Linked DNA regions of Mus musculus: region 2 is linked to region 1. Evidence: chromatin loops called from intact Hi-C (ENCODE). Cell type or tissue: gastrocnemius. All regions are shown on one strand. Each heading gives the region's core, and the rest is flanking DNA. Links, peaks and the distances in the headings are about the cores only. Region 1 has its middle 6.0 kb from the start of Gabrq. Region 2 has its middle 21 kb from the start of Cnga2.

Region 1 (5,384 bases), core at 385-5,384:
TCTGACTCTTACCTTCTTCACATAATAGACTCTCTCCTAATTGGTATTTTTTCTTCATCTCATTTACATAGACACGCCAAGCCAATCAGAGCCTGCCTGAGCATGCATGCATATGTGTGTGTGTGTGTGTGTGTGTGTGTGTGTGTGTGTGTGTGTGTGTGTATAATCAGTTCAGTATTTAGCTGGTTCCAGCTTTGGCCAGAGGGATAACAAATAGAGAAACAGAAACCCTTACACATTGTGAGAATGTAACTCAGTATTTGCTAAAAGGGGGGCAGAGAGATGGCTCAATGATTCTCAATGATTAAGAGAACTTCTAGAGGGCCTGGGTTTGATTCCCAGCACCCATTTGGCTATGACCTCTCAGCTTTACTAGTTGTCACCACATTTTACCAGCCTTAGAGCTAGTACTTCAAGCAATATTTCATGCCCATGGACAATAGTCTCCTCTTTTGTGGCCAATAGAAAGAGAGGTGAACATCTATAATACAATAGCCTTCTAAATGACAATTGGAAATGGCTCCCAAGTTATTGAATTACTTTAGAAAGCATGTTCCTTAATGCAAACATTGAATTAACTAGTGCTGAAACTGACACGTTTAAAAATAATCATCCATGGACTGACTAATCAAGTACGCTCATTCAAAAGTGTGGGTCTCACTCCCTGCCCTAATCTCCATCTCTTCACTCTTCCACTAGGTCAGGGTCTACTTCTCATATATTTGATAGGAGGAATGAGTTCTAGTCTCTATAGCACAATAGCATGACTATTAACTGAGTGCATATTTTTTTTCCATTTTTTATTAGGTATTTCGCTCATTTACATTTGCAATGCTATACCAAAAGTCCCCCATAGCCACCCACCCCCTCTCCCCTAACCACCCACTCCCCTTTTATGGCCCTGGCGTTCCCCTGTACTGGGGCATATAAAGTTTGCGTGTCCAATGGGCCTCTCTTTCCAGTGGTGGCCGACTAGGCCATCTTTTGATGCATATGCAGCTAGAGTCAAGAGCTCCGGGGTACTGGTTAGTTCATAATGTTGTTCCACCTATAGGGTTGCAGATCCCTTTAGCTTCTTTGGTACTTTCTCAAGCTCCTTCATTGGGGGCCCTGTGATCCATCCAATAGCCGACTGTGAGCATCCACTTCTATATTTGCTAGGCCCAGGCATACTCTGACAAGAGACAGCTATATCAGGGTCCTTTCAGCATAATCTTGCTAGTGTATGCAATGGTGTCAGCATTTGGAAGCTGATTATGGGATGGATCCCCGGATATGGTAGTGTCTACATGGTCCATCCTTTTATCTCAGCTCCAAACTTTGTCTCTGTAACTCCTTCCAAGGGTGTTTTGTTCCCACTTCTAAGGAGGGGCATAGTGTTCACACTTCAGTCTTCATTTTTCTTGAGTTTCATGTGTTTAGGAAATTGTATCTTATATCTTGGGTATCTTAGGTTTTGGGCTAATATCCACTTATCAGTGAGTACATATTGTGTGAGTTCCTTTGTGAATGTGTTACCTCACTCAGGATGATGCCCTCCAGGTCCATCCATTTGGCTAGGAATTTCATAAATTCATTCTTTTTAATAGCTGAGTAGTACTCCATTGTGTAGATGTACCACATTTTCTGTATCCATTCCTCTGTTGAGGGGCATCTGGGTTCTTTCCAGCTTCTGGCTATTATAAATAGGGCTGCTATGAACATAGTGGAGCATGTGTCCTTCTTACCAGTTGGGGCATCTTCTGGATATATGCCCAGGAGAGGTATTGCTGGATCCTCCGGTAGTACTATATCCAGTTTTCTGAGGAACCGCCAGACTGATTTCCATAGTGGTTGTACAAGCCTGCAATCCCACCAACAATGGAGGAGTGTTCCTCTTTCTCCACATCCACGCCAGCATCTGCTGTCACCTGAATTTTTGATCTTAGCCATTCTGACTGGTGTGAGGTGGAATCTCAGGGTTGTTTTGATTTGCATTTCCCTGATGATTAAGGATGTTGAGCATTTTTTCAGGTGCTTCTCTGCCATTCGGTATTCCTCAGGTGAGAATTCTTTGTTCAGTTCTGAGCCCCATTTTTTAATGGGGTTATTTGATTTTCTGAAGTCCACCTTCTTGAGTTCTTTATATATGTTGGATATTAGTCCCCTATCTGATTTAGGATAGGTAAAGATCCTTTCCCAATCTGTTGGTGGTCTTTTTGTCTTATTGACGGTGTCTTTTGCCTTGCAGAAACTTTGGAGTTTCATTAGGAACTGAGTGCATATTTAAAAGCAGCTAGAAGAGGGTATTTTAAGTATATGTGACACAGGAAAAACAGTTTGAAGTGATCAATAAATTAATTTCTCTGTTTTGAGCATATAACTATTGCTTTTCAATTAAAACACATTCACAGGAACTGTGACAGCATGCAAAGGGCCTTCACAAGACTATGCCAGATGGGGTCCCAGTGCTCAGAGAGGAGATGGATGCAGTCCCATCCCTAACCCAGAAGGGCTGTAGCCCTTCCAGATGAAACTATAAAAAGAGATGGCGCTCCAGTTGAAAACAGCTCAAAAAGGGAAAATTTGTTTTCACCAACAGAGTCTCACTGGGTATACAAACCACACTTAAGAGCAGGACTCCTCGAAAAACAAAAAACAAACAAACAAAAAACAAGAGCAGGCCTCATATCCAACAGTATGAAATTAACTCAGTGGTTGTTTTAGAGATTTTTGTTGTTGTTGTTTCATAATGCTTTGGGTTTTGGGGGGTGGTTGTTTTTTGTTTTTTTTTAATCTACAGGTATTTTGCTTGTATATTATAGTTTTATATCTTGTATTTTTTATGAGATTTCTATGTGTGCAAGTGTGTGTGTCTGCATCTGTATGTGTCTCTTATGCGTTTTCTTTGGCTTTTTTTCTGTTGTTTGTTTTTGTCCTATGCTGTTTTGGTTGCCTGTTTGTTTTCTAATGAAAAAAAAAAGGAGGGTATGGATTTGTGTGGGTGGGAGGTGGGGAAGATCTGGGTGGAGTTAAGGGGGGAAACCAGGATGTAGTGTAGGGGGGAAGAAAACTAATTTCAATAAAGACAAAATTGAAAATAAAATGGACCCAACCTTAACAGTACATAAACAGAAAAGAAAGAAATAGAAGCCTGTCCATGTGCTGGTTAACATTCCCTCCTTTATGGACGTTTATCTCCATCAGTTTCACTGAGATTTTGAGGGTGTTCTTTTCCTAAATATCAGCCTGGCTTTGGTTTCAGATAACAATTAAACAGAAAGGCTCATTCTGCCACCAGACCAAGAGCGTTGGTGCCCTCTCGTGGCTAGATGCGGTACTAGCTGTAGCCCTTCCAGATGAAACCATAAAAAGAGATGGCGCTCCAGAGCTAGAGTTTGAACAAGGCTTCCTTCTGTCTGGCTTGTTACAGGCATAGATGAGTAGGTATGGTTACCATCCTCATATTTCAGATGAAAGGCTAAAACACAGTTCTCTGGATTAGCTCTTGAGCTTTAATCTATACCTTCAGGTTTGTGGTCAAATGCACTTTTAGTGCAATATATATATTCTGTCCCCTAATGCAGTAGTTCTCCACCATCCTAGTGCTGTAATGAGTTGCAACCACAAATTTATTTCATTGCTAATTCATAACTGTAATTTTCCTACTGTTATAAACTGTAATGTAAATATCTGATATGTGACCCCAGAGAGGAAGGGGGTGTCACGGCCCATACTTAGAACATCCTCTATACTCTTGCACTTCACTGTAAGAAAAGGAGATACAATTAGAACATGCTAAAGGAGGACATAAACAATCAAGGCCCAGCAAAATGAAGAGAAAATGTGGACACTCGAAATCAGAAATTCAGAACCCTCTTCCTTTGTAACACTTGGTGAAATTGTTGACTACTTACCACTTGCTACAATGAAGGGTAGTTTACATCTTCAGACAGCATTCTGATCGCCTACTATTCCGTTACCCACTCTTGCAGAAAGGATTTTCTGTCGAGGCATATGAGAGCATTGCTCAAATCAAAGCAATACATGAGGTACTTTGAGCAGAAAGAGAGAAAGAAAAGAAAAGAAAGAAAGAAAGGAAGGAAGGAAGGAAGGAAGGAAGGAAGGAAGGAAGGAAGAAGGAAGGAAGGAAGGAAGGAAAGAAGGAAAGAAAGAAAGAAAGAAAGAAAGAAAGAAAGAAAGAAAGAAAGAAAGGAAGAAAGAAAGAAACTCAGAGTGACTTCCCATATGAAAGAGAATTTTAGCTTCCATCCATGGCTGATTGGAGGGTATTTTTTTTTCAGTCAGTCTCTAGTGATGAGAAGAGGGCTCACTCTCCCCAAATCTAGCCTGTTTGCCTGTATGTGTACAGGAACTTCATTGCAGCACAGAAAAGTTACATAGCCCAGTGAGTGATAGAGGGAAGAAGACACCCCAACTATAGAGCTGCTCATTTAATAGAAACAGAGCAAATGTTGAGGGAGTGGGAAGCAGAAGGATAATTTTTCTGCAAAGACCTAAAGGGAACCAAAGGGAGGGGAAAAACAGAAAGAGAAAAAGGGTATGGTGTGGCACTTAATAAAAACATATTATATACTTGTATGAATGTGCTTTCATGTCATCCAGTACTATGTACAGCTAACATACACAAAGAAAAAGAAAAGTAAATTTCATTTTAATTTTGACTTTTAAAACTACTCATTTGGTCATTCTTTTGCTTAAATGAAGTACTTTTTCCAGCCTTAGAGCTGAACTACAAGTAATATTTCACACACACAGTCTCCTCTTTTGTGGCCAATGGAAAGAGAAGCACACATCTATAAAACAATAGCCTTCTATTTCTCAGTAGACAATTCTAATTCTAATTGTATTTCCTTGCCTCTAGTTTTTAGCATTTATACTATAATGTGTAAATATAATTTTTGGCTACTTTAGTTGGCTCTTATATATACTACCCTTCTCCACCCCAATTCCTTCCATACTTCTGCTCCAACAATAGATAGGCAAGAAAGATAGTTAGAGAGGAAAGGAGATGTAGACTTCTTTAGACTGATTCCTGCTGATTACAGGCATTGAGTTCCTTGTGGGAAAGTCCCATCTTTGTCATCAGAATATCTCCAACCAGCAATCCAGCAATCCAGCAATCCAGCAATCCAGCAATCCAGCAATCCAGCAATCCAGCAATCCAGCAATCCAGCAAACAGTAAAGAGCAATCATCAAACAGAATTTTTTTACAGTAACTATTTTCTCCTTTTATTTAATGAGCATATAATCTAGCAATAAATAATGAATACCTAAACTGGCTTTGAAAAAAATCCCACTATCTAAACCACAGTGGTATGAAACTTCTACAGATAGGCCTGGTTAATTTCCCCAAATACTGAGATTAAGGGCGTGTATAACA
Region 2 (5,384 bases), core at 325-5,324, 810 kb before region 1:
GTTTCCCCACTGGCATGTATTTAGGCATCTTTCTCTGCCCACCTGAGCCTCACTGCTCTTTTAGGACTCATGCCTGAATCTAGATCTTTGTAGAAAATCCTTTTACCTACACCCACTCCCCCATTAGATAGCTTCACATTCCCTAAGTTCACACAATTCCCAGAGTACCCCCTTTCCTGGTTCTTATATTGTGTGTCCAGTTTTGATAGACTTGGTTGCCCTTCCAGACTGTGGGCTTTACAAAGGTAAGGTCGAGGCAGTCTCCTTCACTGTTTTAGCTGTAGCTTTGGTGACATGTCTTCCACAGAGGAGGCATTCAGTGTTTCTTTGTCTAGAGAGTAAGGGAATGTTCAAGTGAATGAATATGGGAAAGAAGGAATACAAGTGACATAAAATCATATGCTTCCACCTGCAAGCAGTCACATCCATAGAAAAATACTGACCCACTTCCTGTTTAGGCACGCTATTACTCACTCATCCACTTCCCATAGGAAAATCATATGTGAAATTTATCATCTGAAACATTGTATAAAATCATCAAACCTTTCTCATATTGAGAAACCCAGTATCTATTAAATAACTCCCTATTCCACCCACCCAGTTCATGACAATGGGAACTGGATTTTCTACAAATGTGGCTGCCATAGGAATATCATATAAATGGGATCCTGTAGCATTCATTCTGTGTCAGCTTACTTCACACAGTATTATTAAAATGCTTCCATGTTGCATCACATGCTATATTTCCTTTCCTTTTTAAAGGCCAAACAATATTTCAGTGTATGGATATGACACACTTTACTCATTCAGCCAGCAACTGAGGAGTATTCAGTTTCTGCCTATGATTTGGCTATTGAAATACTGCTATAAACATGGATATGCAAATATCCTGGGATCCTGTTTTTAGTTCTTTGGGAGACACACATTTCTTGAAGTGGAATTGTTGGGTCCTATGGTTTCTTTTATTTTTAGGAACTGCCACACTGTTTTGTTCAATTTTAATTTTTTCCATATCCTTGCCAACATTTACTTTCAGGTTTTGGATATGAGCCCTCCTCTTGGGTGTGAGACAGTTCTTTATTTTGGTTTTGACTTGCCTTTCTCTTATGAGTTATAAATCTGTGCATTTTCACATGTTTGTTGGCCATTTGTATGTCTTCTTTGGAAAAATATCTTTTCAAATTCTTTGGCCACTTTCAAGTCATCAGATTGCAAGTGCTATTTATGTATTATAAATATCTTTACCACATTTGCAAATATATTTCCTGTCTCTCAACTTGCCTTTTCACTCCCTTGACTGTATCTTTCAACGCATGGTTTTTAAATTCTTTTAATTGTGCTTCTTTTAAATTCAATGTAGTTTCTTTTCTCATCCCCTGGCTTACAGTAAAAAACCTTAGCGAGAGGAAGTTTCACCTAGAGGGATCTGTAACATCATACAGACTCAAGTCTTGGGCTTAAGGTGGTAAACAGTAGGGAGTTAGCACTGGTGATGGGTCACTGCTTTGTATGTACTTGGCTTCTCTGTTGTGCTATTATGCTGGAAAGAAGACTGTAAGCCCTTCAGCTTAAGAGAGGCCCAGCCAACAGGGAGAGAAGCCCCTGTATCTAAAGCCCTGGACAGCTGCTTGCCATAATGCTTGTTGCTAAGGCTGCACTGAATTAATGTTTTTACAAACCCTGGAACCTGCACAAGACATTATTCTTGCATGCTTAGAAGAACACTAGTGCCAGAAACAGGTGGCTGGTTATATTGAAAATGCTTACCTTCCTATCAGCAAGAAAGTGGTAGTTTCTCTATGGAGTCTGGTTTACCTTCAGCCAAGCCCTGGAGCTGCTTGCTTGCTTTGACAAAGCAGGGCTCTCTAGGTTTAAAAACACAGACTTTAATGCTCAGCTTCCCTTTTCCCAGACATCCTTGTATTTCATCTTCCACAACATTTTTCTGTGCATTAAACATCTATGTTCCCTTAATCTTGAGTGTGAGGTGTGTGTGTGTGTGTGTGTGTGTGTGTGTGTGCACACGTGTGCGTGTGCACGCGTGTGTGTTTGTGTCTTGTTTTTGTGAGTCTGTTTGGGACATGGCACAGACATCCGGTGAGCCTTTGGACGTCAGCCTAGTCAGACAGTGTCTATTTCTGACCAAGCCCCATCCACCCCCTTTCCTCTGTTCTCTCAGCAAGATCGTGACTCTCTGCTGCTTGTTGCTGGCCGCCACCCCCGCCTCTTTCTGTAACTGGCTGTAGTGAAAGAGCTGAAATACATTTTCCATTGTGTGCTATGTTTATTCAGTACAACATGATGTTCTCTGCTCTTAGTTTACAAATGTTTAAATTGGAATGGTTTTATTTTCTTCTGAAAATATCCACCGAAGATAATTTGCCCCACTTGTGCATGACCATCAATTTTCTTTTGTATTGGTGACCTATAGAAAACAAAAGCCCCTGCTGTCCCTCACTTTTTCTTCCCTTTCTGTCTGACCCTTGTTGGTCACAGCTTCTCTTACAGACTGCCACTCCCATCCTGGATCAGGCAGACTTAATCAGCAGCATTAATCGATCTGTTTCATAGCTTGAAGCTGAAAGATGGGACACTTGTCACATCCTTTTTTGGAGGGAGATCAATGTAGAGGGATCTCCCCACTGTTTTGTCCAATAACAAGGAAGTCCTCAGGGCACAGAAAAGGAACCCAACCACCAGAGGGCGAACTGACATCAGGAAAATGGGACGGGTTATTGTGTTTTACAGCCCCTTTATAGCACACACACATACAGATGCCCCCTTTACAGCACACACACAGAGACACAAACAGACACACATACACACCACACATAGGCCCATAACACACACCAACCAGGCCTACTTCAGCAGTTAGGTGACACCTTTAGGGCTTCACATGGCTGTTGGTGAAGTCTCTTTTCCAGGACCTCTACAACTTCTACTCCACTTGTCCTAGCCTAAGCTAATATCAGGTCTCTGCTGGATAGCTTCAGTCACGACTAAAGAGATGTGTGGCTTCCGACCTTGTCCTTCATAGTCCATTATTTATAAGAAAATTATATTCTGTCACTTTACTTAAAATATCCCAGTGGGTTTCTATTATTCTGATGATAAAACTCAAACTCATGGCTCCAGTTCCATCATCCTAAAAGATATGGCCCTGCTAGGATCTCTGACCCTGCTGAATCCTTTTAACAACCTTCTTATTTCCACCCCAGGCTTCTAGTCTCCTTTTGATTTCTCACATACACTAAGTGTCCTTCTCCTCTATAGCCTCACACTTGATCTGACTCTGTCTCTCAGTGTGTGTGTGTGTGTGTGTGTGTGTGTGTGTGTGTCCCAGAGATCTTGTCAAGACTGGCTCTTTTGTCTTTAGATCTCCTTTGGAGATCAACTCTGAAAAGATTCCATGCTACTCTGTATTGCCACCTTATTTGACTTTCCTTTTAAGTACTTAGCACAATCTTCATATCAGCAACCCAAGATAGGTATTTTGTTGTTTTCCTACTACATCTGCAGCATCTATAGCAGCCATTGGAATGTTAGTGTTCTCTAAATGGAAATGCTAGTAGTCTTAAGGCAGTGCCTTCTTTTGCTCTCTCCATTGAGTTAGACCCTACACCCTCAGCCTCATTTCCCTGCCTGTTCTTAGTCCTGGGTATACTTATCCAAACATAACTCATGGACATTCCATTACCTATCCCAGAACTGTTTTATAAGAAATTCAGCTTCTTATTTCTTTTTTTTAAATATTTTTTAATTACATATTTTCCTCAATTACATTTCCAATGCTATCCCAAAAGTCCCCCATACCACCCCCCCCACTTCCCTACCCACCCATTCCCACTTTTTGGCACTGGCGTTTCCCTGTACTGGGGCATATAAAATTTGCGTGTCCAATGGGCCTCTCTTTCCAGTGATGGCCGACTAGGCCATCTTTTGATACATATGCAGCTAGAGTCAAGAGCTCCGGGGGGGGGGGGAGTACTGGTTAGTTCATAATGGTGTTGCACCTACAGGGTTGCAGATCACTTTAGCTCCTTGGATACTTTCTCTAGCTCCTCCATTGGGGGCCCTGTGATCCATCCAATAGCTGACTGTGAGCATCCACTTCTGTGTTTGCTAGGCCTGGCCTAGTCTAACAAGAGACAGCTATATCAGGGTCATTTCAGCAAAATCTTGCTAGTGTATGTAATGGTGTCAGCGTTTGGAGGCTGATTATGGGATGGATCTCTGGATATGGCAGTCTCTAGATGGTCCATCCTTTTGTCTCAGCTCCAAACTTTGTCTCTGTAACTCCTTCCATGGGTGATTGTTTCCAATTCTAAGAAGGGGCAAAGTGTCCACACTTTGGTCTTTGTTCTTCTTCAGTTTCATGTGTTTTGCAAATTGTATCTTATATCTCAGGTATACTAAGTTTCTGGGCTAATATCCACTTATCAGTGAGTACATATCATTTGAGTTCTTTTGTGATTGGGTTACCTCACTCAGGATGATGCCCTCCAGGTCCATCCATTTGCCTAGGAATTTCATAAATTCATTCCTTTTAATAACTAAGTAGTACTCCATTGGTAAATGTACCACATTTTTTGTATCCGTTCCTCTGTTGAGGGACATCTGGGTTCTTTCCAGGTTCTGGTTATTATAAATAAGGCTTCTATGAACATAGTAGATCATGTGTCCTTCTTACTGGTTGGGACATCTTCTGGATATATGCCCAGGAGAGGTATTGCGGGATCCTCCGGTAGTACTATGTCCAATTTTCTGAGTAAATGCCAGACTGATTTCCAGACTGGTTGTACAAGCTTGCAATCCCACCAACAATGGAGGAGTGTTCCTCTTTCTCCACATCCTCGCCAGCATCTGCTGTAACCTGAATTTTTGATCTTAGCCATTCTGACTGGTGTGAGATGGAATCTCAGGGTTATTTTGATTTGCATTTCTCTGATGATTACAGCTTCCTATTTCTTGCCTCCAATCTTTCCCTGAAATATTCTTCTCTTTCTTTTCTGTCACCTCTTAAAGTCACATTCTCCCTGAATCCTCCTTTTATCTCTTGGAAGTAGATGTACATTCCTCTTACTAGTGCTCATGGGTATTGTTGGCTTTCTTTCCTTTTCTTCTTTAAGGAAAGATTTCTGAGAGTTTCTCCCCCCCCCTTTTTTAATTAGGTATTTTCTTCATTTACATTTCCAATGCTATCCCAAAAGTCCCCCATGCCCTCTCTCCAACTCTCACCACAAACACTCCCACTTCTTGGCCCTGGCGTTCCCTTGTACTTAGGCGTATAAAGTTTACAAGACCAATGGGCCTCTCTTTCCCCTTATGGCCGACTAGGCCATCTTCTGATACATATGCAGCTAGAGACACGAGCTCCGGGGGGT

What was found. A loop is a pair of places that touch in the nucleus more often than their neighbours do. Peaks named below come from ENCODE experiments on the same cell type or tissue, not always from the same donor. Only the 100,000 strongest peaks of a DNase experiment are listed, where the experiment ranks them.
Region 2: a loop joins it to region 1, with 5 times the contacts of the local background. A loop is called at or near these places in 16 of 42 quality-filtered maps.

The regions. Positions count from the first base shown.
Region 1 is chrX:72,816,455-72,821,838 of GRCm38, forward strand. No RefSeq gene overlaps it. Among named protein-coding and RNA genes, the nearest start is that of Gabrq, 6.0 kb to the right of the region's middle. In gastrocnemius, for the core only: a CTCF peak has its summit at 3,310 (motif pointing left); a DNase peak (open chromatin) is centred at 3,304.
Region 2 is chrX:72,010,273-72,015,656 of GRCm38, forward strand. No RefSeq gene overlaps it. Among named protein-coding and RNA genes, the nearest start is that of Cnga2, 21 kb to the left of the region's middle. In gastrocnemius, for the core only: a CTCF peak has its summit at 2,691 (motif pointing right); a DNase peak (open chromatin) is centred at 2,707; H3K4me3 peaks cover 371 bases; H3K27ac peaks cover 1,337 bases.